Regions from separate parts of the Homo sapiens genome. Here all the other regions are linked to region 1. A link is a loop called in an ENCODE intact Hi-C map of the cell type or tissue named here. Cell type or tissue: chondrocyte. All regions are shown on one strand.

What was found. A loop is a pair of places that touch in the nucleus more often than their neighbours do. Peaks named below come from ENCODE experiments on the same cell type or tissue, not always from the same donor. Only the 100,000 strongest peaks of a DNase experiment are listed, where the experiment ranks them.
Region 2: a loop joins it to region 1, with 4 times the contacts of the local background. A loop is called at or near these places in 2 of 110 quality-filtered maps.
Region 3: it touches region 1 in a loop (6-fold over the local background); 83 of 110 quality-filtered maps call a loop at or near these places.

The regions. Positions count from the first base shown.
Region 1 is chr7:149,739,443-149,744,442 of GRCh38, reverse strand. LOC124901771 (a long non-coding RNA gene) reads left to right here and starts at 2,143. Exons shown (of 2, transcript XR_007060585.1): 1 at 2,143-2,336; 2 at 4,431-4,569. RefSeq lists an enhancer at 2,008-2,537. In chondrocyte, a CTCF peak has its summit at 2,079 (motif pointing right); no DNase peak of the experiment used is centred here.
Region 2 is chr7:149,307,565-149,312,564 of GRCh38, reverse strand. It overlaps TRC-GCA1-1 (tRNA-Cys (anticodon GCA) 1-1), which reads right to left and starts at 2,375; the gene lies at 2,304-2,375. In chondrocyte, CTCF peaks have their summits at 1,973 and 2,177 (motif pointing left); a DNase peak (open chromatin) is centred at 4,615.
Region 3 is chr7:149,659,696-149,664,695 of GRCh38, reverse strand. No RefSeq gene overlaps it. Among named protein-coding and RNA genes, the nearest start is that of TRC-GCA21-1, 2.6 kb to the left of the region's middle. In chondrocyte, a CTCF peak has its summit at 1,948 (motif pointing left); no DNase peak of the experiment used is centred here.

The DNA of each region.
Region 1 (5,000 bases):
AGATGTTTCTCTCATCGAGTCCCTCACTCATGCCAGGGAGATGAGCAGCAATAGAGAAGGCCCAGATCTGGCTCTCAGCTGACCACGTGCACACAAGCCAGCCTAGGAAGCTACTGTAAATCTCTGCCAATAAAATCCAGGGTGCAATGCTGGGAAAGAGTGGGGTGTCAGAAGTTTTTATGGGAAAAAGTTATTGGGTCAATGATATATGTTTTTACTGCCTAGACTCTGGGTCTGCATTTATTCTTATACAAAGTTGCAACATGCACCAACTCAGACATTGTAAGACTGTAAGAGATTCTGAGGAAAACAAGTACATATTATAGCTAGAGAGACCAGCAGGATGCTCAGGGGCGACTTGTCTACCATCCCTCCCCCTCACCATGTTGAGTAGTTGACTGACTGATCTAAGCTTCAATTTCCTCCTCTGCAAAATCAAGATAAAATTATACTTCCTTTGGTTGGTGCTAGAATAAAGTGAAATAATGCATAATAATGAAATAATATGGCATAGTGCCTGGCACATTCTGGATGTAAATATTAGCTAAAGTCAGTTGAAAAACACTAAACCTTAATTTATAAAAGTGGTCAAGGGCAGGACTGTTCTCAAATCTTTCCAACACAGGTCCTTATTAAATGTCATTCTTGTGATTAGCATATAATAAATTCTCAGTAAGTGTTAGTTGCTGTTGCTGTAGTTAGTAAACAGAACAGCTCAGGCAATGTTGGGTCAAGTTAGGGACTCGCCACTGCCAGGGAGAAGTAAGGGATCTGGCACGAAGTCAAGCCAATGTCAAGGAAACATTCCTGGAAAATACATGGTTTGCTTTAAGAGTCTAAATGAGAATGTGGTCTCTCTCTCCAAATATTTGCACACATTGGCACAAAACTTCAACATTTTACAATTATGCTTTCAATGGTCTTATTTGAGCCACACATTCAAACGATATTTTCTTTCTTTTTTTTCTTTTCTTTTTTTTTTTTGTGACGGAGTTTCGCTCTTGTTGCCCAGGCTGGAGTGCAATGGCGCGATCTCGGCTCACTGCAACCTCCACCTCCCGGGTTTAAGTGATTCTCCTGCTTCAGCCTCCCAAGTAGCTGGGATTACAGGCATGTGCCGCCACGCCCACCTAATTTTTGTATTTTTAGTAGAGACGGGGTTTCACCAAGTTGACCAGGCTGGTCTTGAACTCCTGACCTCAAGTGATCTGCCCGCTTTGTCTTCCCAAAGTGCTGTGATTACAGGATGAGCCACCGCGCCTGGCCACAATATTTTCAAGGTACAAATTCATCTTGGCCAGGCATGATGGCTCACACCTGTAATCCCAGCACTTTGGGAGGCCAGCGTGGAAGGATCACTTGAGCCCAGAAGTTTGAGACAGACCTGAGCAACATAGCAAGACCCTGTCTCTTTAAAAAAAAAAAAAAAAAAAAAAAAACCCGGCTGTGCGTGGTGGTGCACACCTGTAGTCCCACCTACTTGGGAGGCTGAGGTGGGAGGATTGCTTGAACCCAGGAGTTCCAGGCTGCAGTGAGGTATGACCATGTCACTGCACTCCAGCGTGGGTGACAGAGTGAGACCCTGTCTCAAAAAAAAAAAATCTCACATCAGACCTGACAGGTATATGAAATCCTAAATTGGGACGTGATGTTAAAGTTCATCTGGCTCTCATCATTCACTCCCTCCAAGTAGGAGTCCCTTCCACAGCCCCACAGGTGATGTCCTCATCTGAACCCAGCACCGCTGCTCGTGGCTGCCTCTCTGGAAGCCTGTGCCAGGATTAGGCACACACCTGATTCTCTCGGCAGTGGGGAACCTCCGAAGGAGGCTGCCCTTCCCCCACCTTCCAGCATGGTGACTGCAGAACCAAGCTCTGCTGTAGAAAGAGAGCTGGTAGCAAGGCGTCTCTTCACCCTCTGTCCAGTAATACACACAAGGTGGCTTCATATACAAGGCAGCGTGGGATCTCTGAGGAAGCCCTTAAGGTAATGTTCGGGAGTAGGAAGGTGGGCTTCACGACTTCTGTTTTCCCTTCAGCCCCCTACGGGGACCAGTTGCAGCCCTGAATTGTCATTGCCTCTCTTTCCCAGCAGATGGCGCCGAGGCGCTGGAACGGAAGCCCCTTTCCTTGACCAGCTCTCCCCTCCGAAATAGGGATTCCAGAAACGCAGGTTCCTGCCTCTCTGCCCGAGGTCTGGCAGAGCAGGTGGTCTCAGTGTGGTTTGATGGAGGAGCAAAGGCATTCCAGATTCAGAACAGCTTCCTGTTCTGCTCACAGCAGCCTCAAAGTCGATTGAAAGTTTCTGGCAAAATACAAATTATTTCCTGGGAGGAGGTAAGAGAATGGATTAATTTACTTAGTTTCCTAGTTGAGAATTTCCCAAGGTACTGGGACTCAGAGCAGATGTGTCATTATTGGTGGGGAGGGGAGGTAAAGGAAAGTCTGGCTCGATTATTCTCAGCTGCGACCCGGGACTGTGGCGGGGCTTGCACACACTCACAGCTCCTTCTGGAGACCTCCGCCCGCTTATCTTTGGGGGCCTGTGGTCCCTGCCTGGCCCACTGTTCTGGCGAACTGCGGCCGCCTAATGCAGTGCCACCAGCCTGCTGAGACGTACAGTGGCTGCTCCCGGGCTCCTGGCACTCTGAAATCTGGCATGCAATAAACGCATGCTGCCTGTGGAAGGCAGACAGATGCAGAAGTTCTCTGTGGTTAGCAGGGGGAATGGCTGGGAGGCAGCAGTGGTAAACTCTGATTGTTCTACAGTTTTGCCAACAAGAATGGTTCTCAATACGGGCTGCATGGCAGAATCTCCAGCAATTTATAAATATACCAATTGAATGTGTACGTTTTTGTATATTGTATTTTAATAAAAAGTTTATACACGCATACATATGGCTAGATAGATGATAGATGCCAACTCCATCTATCAATCATCTCATTCTCCATGAATGAGAATCTGTACAGGTGGGGCCTAAACCTGATTTTTTAAATCTCTCTCAAGTGACCCCAGTTTGCACTCAGGGAAGAGAACTGTTGCTCTATGAACTTCTCCATCATCTTAAAGATCCATGTCCAGATTACCACCAAGCCAGAATCATTTTTAAAAATTTTAAATGGAGGGGATGAAGGAGTGTCTGAGGACATGCAGGGTCAACAGAGATGCCCTAGGGCAATGCCCTGTCTTCTGTAACAAAGTGTGACTGGCCTGTTAACACGGGAAACTGAAGCATGGTGCTGAGCCTGAGGTGTTGATGGTACCAGCTCATGGTTTCTACTAGAATCCAAGGGTCCAATAATAAACACTTGGAAAATTTCGATGCATTTATTCCAACGCCTTCACTGCCTTTTTTTTCTTTTTTTTTTTTTTGAGACAGAGTCACACTCTGTCGCCTGGGCTGGAGTGCAGTGGCACAATCACAGCTTGCTGCAACCTCCACCTCCTAGGTTCAAGCGATTCTCCTGCCTCAATCTCCCAAGTAGCTGGGATTACAGATGCACACCACCATGCCCAGCTAATTTTTTGTATTTTTAGTAGAGATGGGGTTTCACCATGTTGGCCAGGCTGCTCTCGATCCTGGCCTCAAGTGATCCACCCACCTCAGCCTTCCAAAGTGCTGAGATTACAGGTGTGACCCACCGCGCCCAGCCCACTCTCTGTCTTAAACCCAAAAAAGAGTGTTATTCAGAGATTCAATCCAGGTTTATTGAACCCCCACTATGTAGCTGATCCAGTGTTGATGCCAGATATACCATATGTATTTGCCTCATCCACAGAGCTTACAGTTGGGGGCTGGTGGGTGTGGGGGGCAGACATTCAACAAAGTAACACACAAATAGATGCTGCAGATTACTAATTTTTATAACAATCTATTTCTTCCTCCCTGATTTGCCTCAGACACTGACGAATCTAATGTGAAGGTCCAGAGTTCAGTGTGCCTCTCGCCCTGCATGTTTTGGGGCCTTCCTTAGCTCTGAAGCCAGAGAATCCCAGCTCAAACTCACCTAGCAACTGTGTAGCTTTGAGCAAGTTTCTTAATTTCTGTGCTTCAAGGAAATCACAAAAAGTGCTCAATAGTTCTCTCCACATAAATCTTTTTTAGATTGATTCCTGGGCTCTTGAGTTTTTTGTTACTACAAATAAAATCTTTAAAGTAATACTTTCTAACTGTTGGCTGTGGGTATATGTAAATATAACTTAGTTTTGGTATACTGGTTTTTAACACTTCAATATGTCACCATTAAGCATATTAGCTATTGATATGGTTTGGCTGTGTCCCCACCCAAATCTCATCTTGAATTGTAGCTCCCATAATCCCCACATTATGGAAGGGACTCAGTTGGAGGTAACTGAATCATGGGGGTGGGTTTTTCCCTTGCTTTTCTCATGATAGTGAATAAGTCTCATGAGATCTGATGGTTTTACAGAGGGCAGTTCCCCTACAGTCTCTTGCCTGCCACCATGTAAGACATGCCTTTGTTCCTTCTTCACCTTCCGCCATGATTGTGAGGCCTCCTCAGCCACGTGGAACTGTGAGTCCATTAAACCTCTTTTCTTTATAAATTACTCAGTCTTGGGTCTGTCTTTATTAGCACCATGAAAATAGGCTAATACAGCTATCATCTTTTTTTTGGTATATAATCCTCATCAAATTAAGAAATTTCCTTTCTCATCCCAGTTCACTTGGAATATTGATGGGTGCTGGCTCTTATCAAGTGATCTTTCTGCAGCTATTGAGATGATCATGTGACTTTTCCCCTTTAATCTATTATTGTGGGTTACCACTGGTGATTTTCAAACGTTGAAACCATTCTTGATCGACAAGATGAAGCCAACTGGGTAATGATGTTTTACTCAGTAAAACATTTTGTGTATTGCTAGATTCTCTTTGGCTAATATTTTGTTGAGTATTTTTCCTATGTACATTTTTTGAGATTAGCCTGTAATTTTGTTCTCTTGTACTGTCCTCAAGTTTTGGAAATTTCAAGATTATGCCA
Region 2 (5,000 bases), 430 kb after region 1:
TTTAAATAACAGATGTTGACAAGGTTGCAGAGAAAAAGGAATGCTTATACACTATTGGTGGGAAGGTAAATTAGTTCGGCCCCTGTAGAAAGCAATTTGGAGATTTCTCAAAGAACTACAAATAGAATTACCATTCAACCCAGCAATCCCACTACTGGGTATATACCCAAAGGAAAATAAATCGTTCTGCCAAAAAGACACCTTCACTTGTATGTTTATCACAGCACTATTCACAATAGCAAAGACATGGAAGGCCGGGTGCAGTGGTTTATGCCTGTAATCCCAGCACTTTGGGAGGCCAAGGCAGGCAGATCACCTGAGGTCAAGAGTCAAAGGCCAGCCTGGCCAACACGATGAAACCCTGTCTCTACTAAAAATACAATACTTAGCCGGGATGATGGCAGGTGCCTGTAATCCCAGCTACTTGGGAGGCTGAGGCGGGAGAATTGCTTGAACCTGGGAGGGAGAGGTTGCAGTAAGCCAAGATCGTGCCACTGCACTCCAGCCTAGGGGACAGAGCAAGACTCTGTCTCAAAAAAAAAAAAAAGACATGGAATCAACCCAGGTGCCCATCACCAGTGATAGGATAAAGAGAATATGGGGCCAGGCATGGTGGCTCATGCTTATAATCCCACACTTTGGGTGGCCAAGGCAGGAGGATCTCTTGAGTCCAGGAGCTTGAGACCAGCCTGGTCAACACAGTGATACCCCCATCTCTACAAAAAATTTTTTAAAATAGCCAGGCATGGTGGTGCATGCCTGTAGTCCCAGCTACTCAGAAGCCTGAAGTGGGAGGATTGCTTGAGCCCAGGAGGTTGAGGCTGCAGAGACCCATGATTGCCATGATTGTACCACTGCACTCCAGCCTGGGTGACAAAGCAAGGCCTTGTCAAAAAAAAATGTGGTACATATATAACATGGAATACTACAGAGTCACAAAAAAAAGAATGAAATCACATCATTTGCAGCAACATGGATGCAGCTGGAGGCCATTATCCTAAGTGAGTTAACACAGAAACAAAAAACCAAATACCACATGTTCTCACTTATAAGTGGGAGCTAAACATTAGATACACATGGACAGAGAGATGGGAACAATAAGCATTGGGGAATCCAAAAGGGGAGAGGGAGGGAGGGGGAGAAGGGTTAATAAACTACCTGTTTGGCAATGGGATCATTAGAAGCCCAAACATCAGCATTACTCAATATACCCATGTAACAAATCTGTACACGTACCCCTTGAGTTTAAAATTTAAAAATTTTTAAAAAGGTCATCACTAGTTCGTGTATTCAACAAACATTTATTGAGCTCCTGCCTGTTCCAATCTGTGTCATGTTCTGTGAACCCCTAGCTGATGAAGACTTTGTTTTGGCAGTCAAGGAGCTCCTGGGCCAGAGAACTGTTCCCACTGCAGATATATACGGAGTACCCAAGGGACAACATGATCATCATCCTAGTCTCAGGCCTCCAGGAGAGGTCTCTGCACGCCAGGCCAACAGCTCTTTTGAGCTTGAGCTTATGTGCAGACCAGCAAAGAAAAATTTTCTTGTTGATATCTTTGTCCACAGCATGGGGGAAGGGAAAGAGAAGTGTATTTGTTTGTTCTCACACTGCTATAAAGACATACCTGAGACTGGGTAATTTATAAAGAAAATAGGTGTAATTGGCTCACAGTTCTGTGGGATGTACAGGCTTCTTCTGGGAAGGCCTCAGGAAACTTACAATCATGGCAGAAGGGGTGTGAGAAGCAAGCACATATTCACATGGCCGGCAGGAAAGAAAGAGAGTAAAGGGGGAAGTGCTACACACTCTCAAACAACCAGATCTCATGAGAACTCACTCGCTATCACAAGAACAGCAAGGGAAAAATCTGCCCCATAATCACCCCCCACTAGATCCCTACCCCAACACTGGGGATTACAATTCAACAAGAGATTTGGGTGACAACACAGAACCAAACCATATCAAGAGATTGCAAGGGCTTTGGGACTAGACCTTCAGTGAGGCTAATTGTTGAGAAGGAACAATACTCAGTCCAGCTCTGCTCAGCACATCATTATTGCAGTGGTCTAGCATCTCTTCCTGTCTTCTCCTCCAACTCAGACATTGCTGGGCCAAACTAGGTATTTTTTTTCAGATTTCAGCCTGACCATATCACTCCCTCTGGTGGACAGTTGTTGATTCTTTTTACCCAGCATCCATTTCTCCCTCTTCTTAAGCTTCTTTCATTGTTTCTCCTTCATCTCCTTTTTTGTCTCAAATACTGTCTCCCAAAAGATGCATTCTAGAAGTGAAGAAAACTAGGGGGCACCTGGATTTGAACCAGGGACCTCTTGATCTGCAGTCAAATGCTCTACCACTGAGCTATGCCCCCTGCTGCCATTATGTTTCCTATTAATATTATTTCAGCTTTGGAATCGTGTTGTATTAACATGATGGTAAGTGGCAGAGATTAAATTTCAGCTGATAGAAAATAAAATATAATGTAAATATCAGACAAGAAGCTGACTTCCAGGAACTCAAATGTTCTCAGGACTCTCTCCCTGTAGCTTTATTCTTTGGTTCCCTCTTAAGTTAGTTTTAATGTCTCAAACCCAACTCTCCACGCAGCTGAGACCCTGCCTCCAACATTTGTAGGTTCATAGCTCCACACTTTGATTGCCAGAGAGAAAAAGACTTGAGTCTAAAAAATTCTAGAGAAGGACTGTGGTTGGTTTGGCTTGGGTTCTGTGCCTATCCATGAGCAGCCACTGCCACCAAGGATTAAGATATGTAAGGGGTATAACCATTTCAGGAGTAAGGTCTTCTAAGAATATATCTGCCTCCACTCAGAATATATGTCTATAGTATGAGGAGAAAAGTGGTTCTCTAAAAGAAGTCAGGAGTAGCCAGGACATGGCCATGGGGGACCATCACTGCAGCCCTAGGGGCCTCTCAGTATTCTCAGCAGAGTGGAACATATTAAGAAAGACTAGCAACCTACTGCCTCTGCTAAACAGAGCCATGGGAAGCCCTGCACAGCCAGATTCCTTGATGAGTTTCATGCATTAATTCAATGAGCACTAGTAGGTGCCTCCTGTGTCCCAGACTCTAACAACCACACAATTCCCGGCCTCAGGAGCTAAAAGTTTAGTGGAAATGCCTGTCATGGCAATTCATGATAATAGCTCTTGGAATACAGAGGAGAGGGTGTAAATTACACACCTGACCAAAACTAGGGTAATGGCATGTTCCCTATTCAAAATGGGCTTTGCGTTCTGAAGGGCTTACTTAAACAAGGCAGGTGGGAAGGAATTCCATGTGAAAATGGCAGCAAGAGCAATGGATTCAGGTGCAGCCTTGACAAGAAAGTTCAAGGATGGTCATTGCACAGTGTTGGGTGAGACAATGGGGGAGGATCTTAGAGAGGCATCGAGGCCCAAGGCCTACAGTACAGCAGGACCTCCTTGCAGAATTAATAGTCAACATGGGCCCTGAGTGTGACCCCACTGGAGAAAAGGACCCATAAGAACTGCTGATGTGTTGGGGCCACAGCTTAGGGCACTGGACTGTAGGTCAAGAAGTTGGGGTTCAAATCCAGGTGGCTTCTCCCTATTCTGGCTTTCGCACATGAATGCCTTCCCATATTTTTCATATTATAGCCCACTTAAGAGACGAACTCTGGTATTCAAGGGTGGTCTTCACTGTGCATGTTCGCCAAGAGGCAAGGTCCCTGCTTTGGATTGAATGGGTCACCTAAAAAGATACATTGAAACCCTAACCTCTGGTACCTGTGAACGGGACCTTATCTGGAAACAGGGTCTTTGCAGATATAATGAGCTCAAGATGAGGTCATTAGGGTGGGCCCTTATCCAATATCACTGATGTCCTTGTAAGAAGAGGAAAGGAGACAGACACAAACACAGAAAGAATATCATGGGAAGATGGAGGCAGAGACTGGAGCGAATGTCTGTAAGCCAAAAGCACCAAGGAGCAAGGCCACACCAGAAGCCGGGAGGAGGCAAGGAAGAGCTCTACCCAGCGTCTCCGAGGAAGCAGGCCTGACTGGCACCTCCACTTCTGACTTCTGGTCTCCAGAACTGTCCAAGAATAAACTGCTGTTGTTTCAAGCCACTCCATTTGTAATACCCTGTATGGCAGCCCTAGGGAATTAATACAGTCCCCACGCAGGGGGGCTACTTGGTCCCTGCATCCAGGGCAGGGACTGAAGAGAAAAGAGTGAAGCCGCCTGACTGGGCCTGATCACCTCCAGGCTGTGAAATTCCAGCTTCTCCAGCCTGGCTGGCCTGCGCAGATGTGGGGGTTCCTGGGATTGCTAGGGCTGCGGCCTCTCTGGCCACGAAATAAATAGCTTTCCCTGGAGACCTTGGCTCCCCAAGTAAGAGGGAGGGCTGAGTAAGGGAAGGGAAGGAAATAGCCCAGATCAGGAGAAAATAAGTGGACCTCACTGCATGTGGCGAAGTAGAGAACTGTTAGGAATGCTCCGTGAAGGCTGAGACGCACACACCACACAAAACCCCATTCCTTACCTATGAAGCCAGGAGGCTGGCCCAGACCCTCACAGGTCCTGTCCACCACCTCTCACCTGCAGGAAGCAAGTGAGGAGGAGGCCGCAGTGCTCTGGGAGCGGGGCGGAAAGGGCTGCTCCGCAGCGGGGTGGGAGTCCTTCGGTCCTCCTTACTGATGGTCCAGCTGGAGCCGTGAGTGTGGCCGCCTCCTTGAGTGCTAACTGAGACCTCTTTTCTCTTGGACCTGCCTAGGACTCTGTTTTGCCATTTGTTAAATGGGGATGTAAAAGCCCTACAGCGGGGCGCAGTGGTTCACACCAGTAATTCCAGCCTCCAGGCTGAGGCTGGAGGATTGCTTGAGCTCAGGAGTTTGAAACCAGCCTGGGCAACATGGCGAGACCCCAACCTCTACAAAAAAAATTTTTTTAGATTAACCGAGTGTGGTGGCATGTGCCTGTGGTCCCAGCTACTTGGGAGGCTGAGGAGGGAGG
Region 3 (5,000 bases), 80 kb after region 1:
TAGAGACTGCTCTTCAGGCCATGAGTTCACTCCTTCACTCCCCAAATAACCTCCTGTCACTTGTCTAATGGCATCTTTCTACCTTGTAGCCACAACCTGAACTCCTTCAACTGAGGTCTCCTCCCGTTCCCTTACTCAGTACCTGATGGGAGTAGGGGTTGGGGGAGAGGCAGGTCTAAGTATCAAGGCTATTTTCACAACAATGTGTCATAATAAATCATCCCAAAATTGGCTGCTTGAAACAATAAGCATGTATTCTCATGCTCATAGGTCAGCAGCATGGATGCCAATCAGCTGATGCAGGCTGGGCTCGACCTCGTGTATCCGCTTCAAGCTGTGGGTCCATCTGTGCTTGGTTTCTGTCTGAGCTGGGCTTAGATCTGCTCCATGTGTGTTCCTTCTATGATCCCGGATGGAGGAGTAGCAGCTAGCAAGGGGCACTTTTCTTATGGTGACAGCAGAAATGCAAAGGGGTAGGCCCAACTATGAAAGCAGCTTTCAAGCCCCTATTTGCATTACATGTGAGAACACCTCAATGATCAAGGCGGCCAGTCACAAGACCAAACTGTAACTCAAGAGCAAGAAAGCATGTTTCACCTCCAGTGGGAAGATCTGAAAAGAAGGTAAAGGCCACAGATGCAGAAATAAATCAAAATTCAGGGCCAACAGTTTCATCTACCATGAACTGCCCTCTTGGTCATAATTACTTACATCTCTCCCATGTGCAAAATATACTCACCTCTATCCCAAGGTTCTCAAAGCCTCATTCAATTAGACAAAGTCCAAGCTCTTGTGATCCATATTAAATCAGATGAGGCTACTCTTGATTCAAAGATCTATGAACTCAAAAGAGAAAATTTGTACCCATTGAACACCTCAAGTACAATGATGGTACAAGAACAGAATTATTGCAATAAACATTTACATTCAAAAATTGGACAAAATGGAAAGCATGCACAGTCACAGAAACTGGTTCATGGAAACTAAAATGCTGAGAGTGTAGAAAATGATGGATGGAAGAGAAGACCAATGTGCAGCTCCCACCTGGACAAACAGAACAGCATGTGGAAATTCACATCATGAACTTTTGCTCCAAGAACCACCATAGGATCACACCAGAAAAACCAAAAGAACTCACAGACCCTTTTAAAGAAGCAGCTTGCTGCTGCAAACTCTATGAGATAGACAAAAAACTGTGAGTTCCCAATGTATGAGTGGGGAAGGTTTGCCTCTGAACACACATCTTCACTGTGGAACCTAAAAACCCAGATCATAGGAGTAGGATTTAACCTTATGTACAGCTGAAATGGATTTAGGGAGCTGAGCAAAATATAAAAGTAGAAGAAGCAGTAAGAAGGGCCCCGTAGGTACTCCCAGACTCCAGCTCAAGCCCAGGGAAGCCATTCCTGACTTTATCTCACAGGGGTCCTTGGGGAAGGCAGAGAGCAGAATTAGGGAGGGGCTACAGGGTAAAAGAAGCTTCTAGTTGAGCTTTGTAATAATTTCAACTGAGCACGAATTTTCCTGAGCAGAATCCAGTGGATGAATGAGATGTGTAGGTATGAGTACAGGAGCTGCAGCTGACATCATGGGCAGACAGGGAGGGATGAGGCCTGAAAACCCTGCTTGCTTTCTCAGTGGGGAGGCTTGTAGCCTGAAGCAGGATTGCAGCCCTGTGTGTCAGCTGCCTGGATATAAACTCGGTGCTGTTGGCAGGGCATGGAGGGAGTGAGACTGGCCTTGCTGACTGCTTGGGAGCTGGGCGAGGCCTGTCACTGCTGGCTTTCTACCACTTCCCTGGCAGCCTGTATAATGCAGCAGAGACAGCCATAATCCCCCTTGGAACATAGCTCTGTTGGCCTGAGAACCACTCACCCTATGCCCTACAGTGACTGCAGCAAGCCCCGCCCAAGAAGTACCAGAGCTTAGACCCGCTAAACACTGCCCCCACCTGGTGGCTTTCCTCTACCCACCCTGGTAGCCGAAGACAAAAGACAAGCTCTTGGGAGCTCTATAGCCCCACCAATCACCTGGGAAACTTGAATACTTATCCTGGCCAATTTAGGGCAAGCTTATATTCCCATTCTACTATCACAGCTGGTGCTCTATTGAAAGCACCACCTCCTACCTAAATGCCAACTAACTCAAGCCATTACAGCAATGTATAACAGAGCATCCCTCACCAAAGGCAAAAACAACAGTTAATTCCACTGCCAGTAACATCCTGCCTAACCAGAGGTCCTGAGTCTGTCCACATGACAGCTTTACTGCTAGCACAACCAACATTTAAGAAAATCAGTGCATTAAATGAAACTACAACCGAGGACTCTCACAGAGTCCATTTCACTCCCCTGCCACCTCCACCAGAGCAGCGTGCTGGTATCCGCAGCTGGGAGACCTGAAGATGGCTCACATCACAGGACTCTTTGCAGACATTCCTCAGCACCAGCCCAGAGCCTGGTAGCCCCACTGGGTGGCTAGACCCAGAAGGGCAATAACAATCACTGCAGTCCAGCTCTCAGGAAACCCCATCCGTAGGGAGGGGAGGAGAGCACCACATCAAGGGATCACCCCATGGGACAAAAAAATCTGGACAGAAGCCCTTGAGTTCCAAATCTTTCCACTGAAACTGGCTATCCAAATGAAAAGTAATTCTGGGAATATGACAAAACAAGGTTGTATAACACCCTGCAAAGATCACACTAGCTCTCCAGCAATGGATCTAAACCAAGAATAAATCTATGAATTGCCAAATAAAGAATTCAGAAGATTAATTATTAAGTTACTTAAGATGGTACCAGAGAAAGGTAAAAACCAACTTAAAGAAATTTTTAAAAAACCCTACAGGATAAGAATGAAAAAGTCTCCAAGAGAAATAGGTATCATGAAGAAAAAATAATGACAACTTCTGAAAATGAAAGACACACTTAGAGAAATACAAAATACACTGGGAAGGTTCAACAGTAGACTAGAACAAGTAGAAGAAAGAACTTCAGAGGTCAAAGACAAGGCTTTGGAATTAACCCACTGTGACAAAGACAAAGAAAAAAGTATTTTAAAATATGAACAGTCTGGGCATGGTGGTTCATGCCTGTAATCCCAGCACATTGGGAGGCTGAGGCGGGTGGATTACCTGAGGTCAGGAGTGAAACATGGTGAAACCCCGCCTCTACTAAAAATACAAAAATTAGCTGGGTGTGGTGGTGTGCACCTGTAGACCCAGCTACTCAGGAGGCTGAGGAAGGAGAATCGCTTGAACCTGGGAGGCAGAGGTTGCAGTGAGCCAAGATCATGCCACTGCACTCCAGCCAGCCTGAGTGACAGAGTGAGACTCCATCTCAAAAAAAAAAAAAGGAAAGAAAAGAACAAAACTTCCAAGAAAGTTAGGATTATGTTAAACAACCAAGCTTAAGAATAATTGGTGTTCCTGAGGAAGAAGAGAAATCTAAAAGTTTGGAAAACCGATTTGAGGGAATAATCAGGGAAAACTTCCCTGGCCTTGCTAGAGATCTAGACATCCAAATATAAGAAGCTCAAATAGCACCCAGGAAATTCATCACAGAAAAATCATCACCAAGGCACATATCTAAAGTCTTGACTTGTCTACATCAAGACAAAGGGAAGAATCTGAAGAGCTGTGAGGCAAAACCATCAGGTAAACTATAAAGGAAAGCCTATCAGATTAACAGCAGATTTCTCAGCAGGAACCTTGCAAACCAGAGGGATTGGGGTCCCATCTTTAGCCTCATTAAACAAAATAAGAATTTTGTATCCAGCAAAACTAAGCTCCATACATGAAGGAGTGATAAAGTCTTTTTCAGACAAACAAATGCTGAATGAATTTGCCGCTACTAAGCCAGCACTACAAGAAATGCTAAAAGGAGTTCTAAATCTTGAAACAAAATCTTGAAATACACATCAAAATAGAACCTCCTGAAAGCATACATCTTATAGGTCCTATAAAACAATAACACAATGAAGAAAAAAAAGGTATTCAGGCAACAACTAACACAATGAATAGAACAGTACCTCACATCTCAGTACTAATGTTTAATATAAATGACCTAAATGCTCCACTTAAAAGATACAGAATGGCAGAATGGATCAAAATCCACAAACCAAGTATCTGCTGTCTTCAAGAGACTCACCTGACACATAAGGATTCACATAAGCTTAAGGTAAAAGGTGGAAAAAGACATTCCATGCAAATGGACACCAAATGCAAGCAGGAGTAGCTATTCTTACATCAGACAAAACAGACCTTAAAGAAACAATGGTTAAAAAAGACAAAGAAGGACATTATATAATGATAAAAGGACTAGCCCAACAGGAAAATATCACAATCCTAATTATATATGCACCTACACCAGAGCTCCCAAATGTACAAAACATTACTACTAGACCTAAGAAATGAGATAGCTGGTAACACAATAATAGTGGGGGACTTCAATACTCCACTGACAGCACTAGACCAGTCGTCAGGAGAGAAAGTCAACAAAGAAACAATAGACTTAAACTATACCCTACAACAAATGAACTTAACAGATATTTACAGAACATTCTACCCAACAACTGCAGAATATACATTCTTCTCATCAGCACATGGAACATTCTCCAAGATAGACCATATGATAGGCCACAAAACAAGTCTCAATAAATTTAAGAAAATTGAAATTATATCAGTCAAGTACTCGCTCAGATCGCAGTGGAATAAAATTGGAAATTAACTCCAAAAGGAACCCCCAAAACAGTACAGATACATGGAAATTAAACAATCTGCTCCTGAATGATCATTGGATGAACAATGAAATCAAGATAGAAATTAAAAATTCTTTGAATTGGATGATAATAGTGACTTATGAAATCCTCTGAAATACAAAAAAAAGTGATGCTAAGAAGAAAATTCGTAGCATTAAATGTCTACATCAAAAAGTCTGAAACAGCACAAATAGACAATCTAAGGTCACGCCTCAAGGAACTAGAGAAACAAGAACAAACCA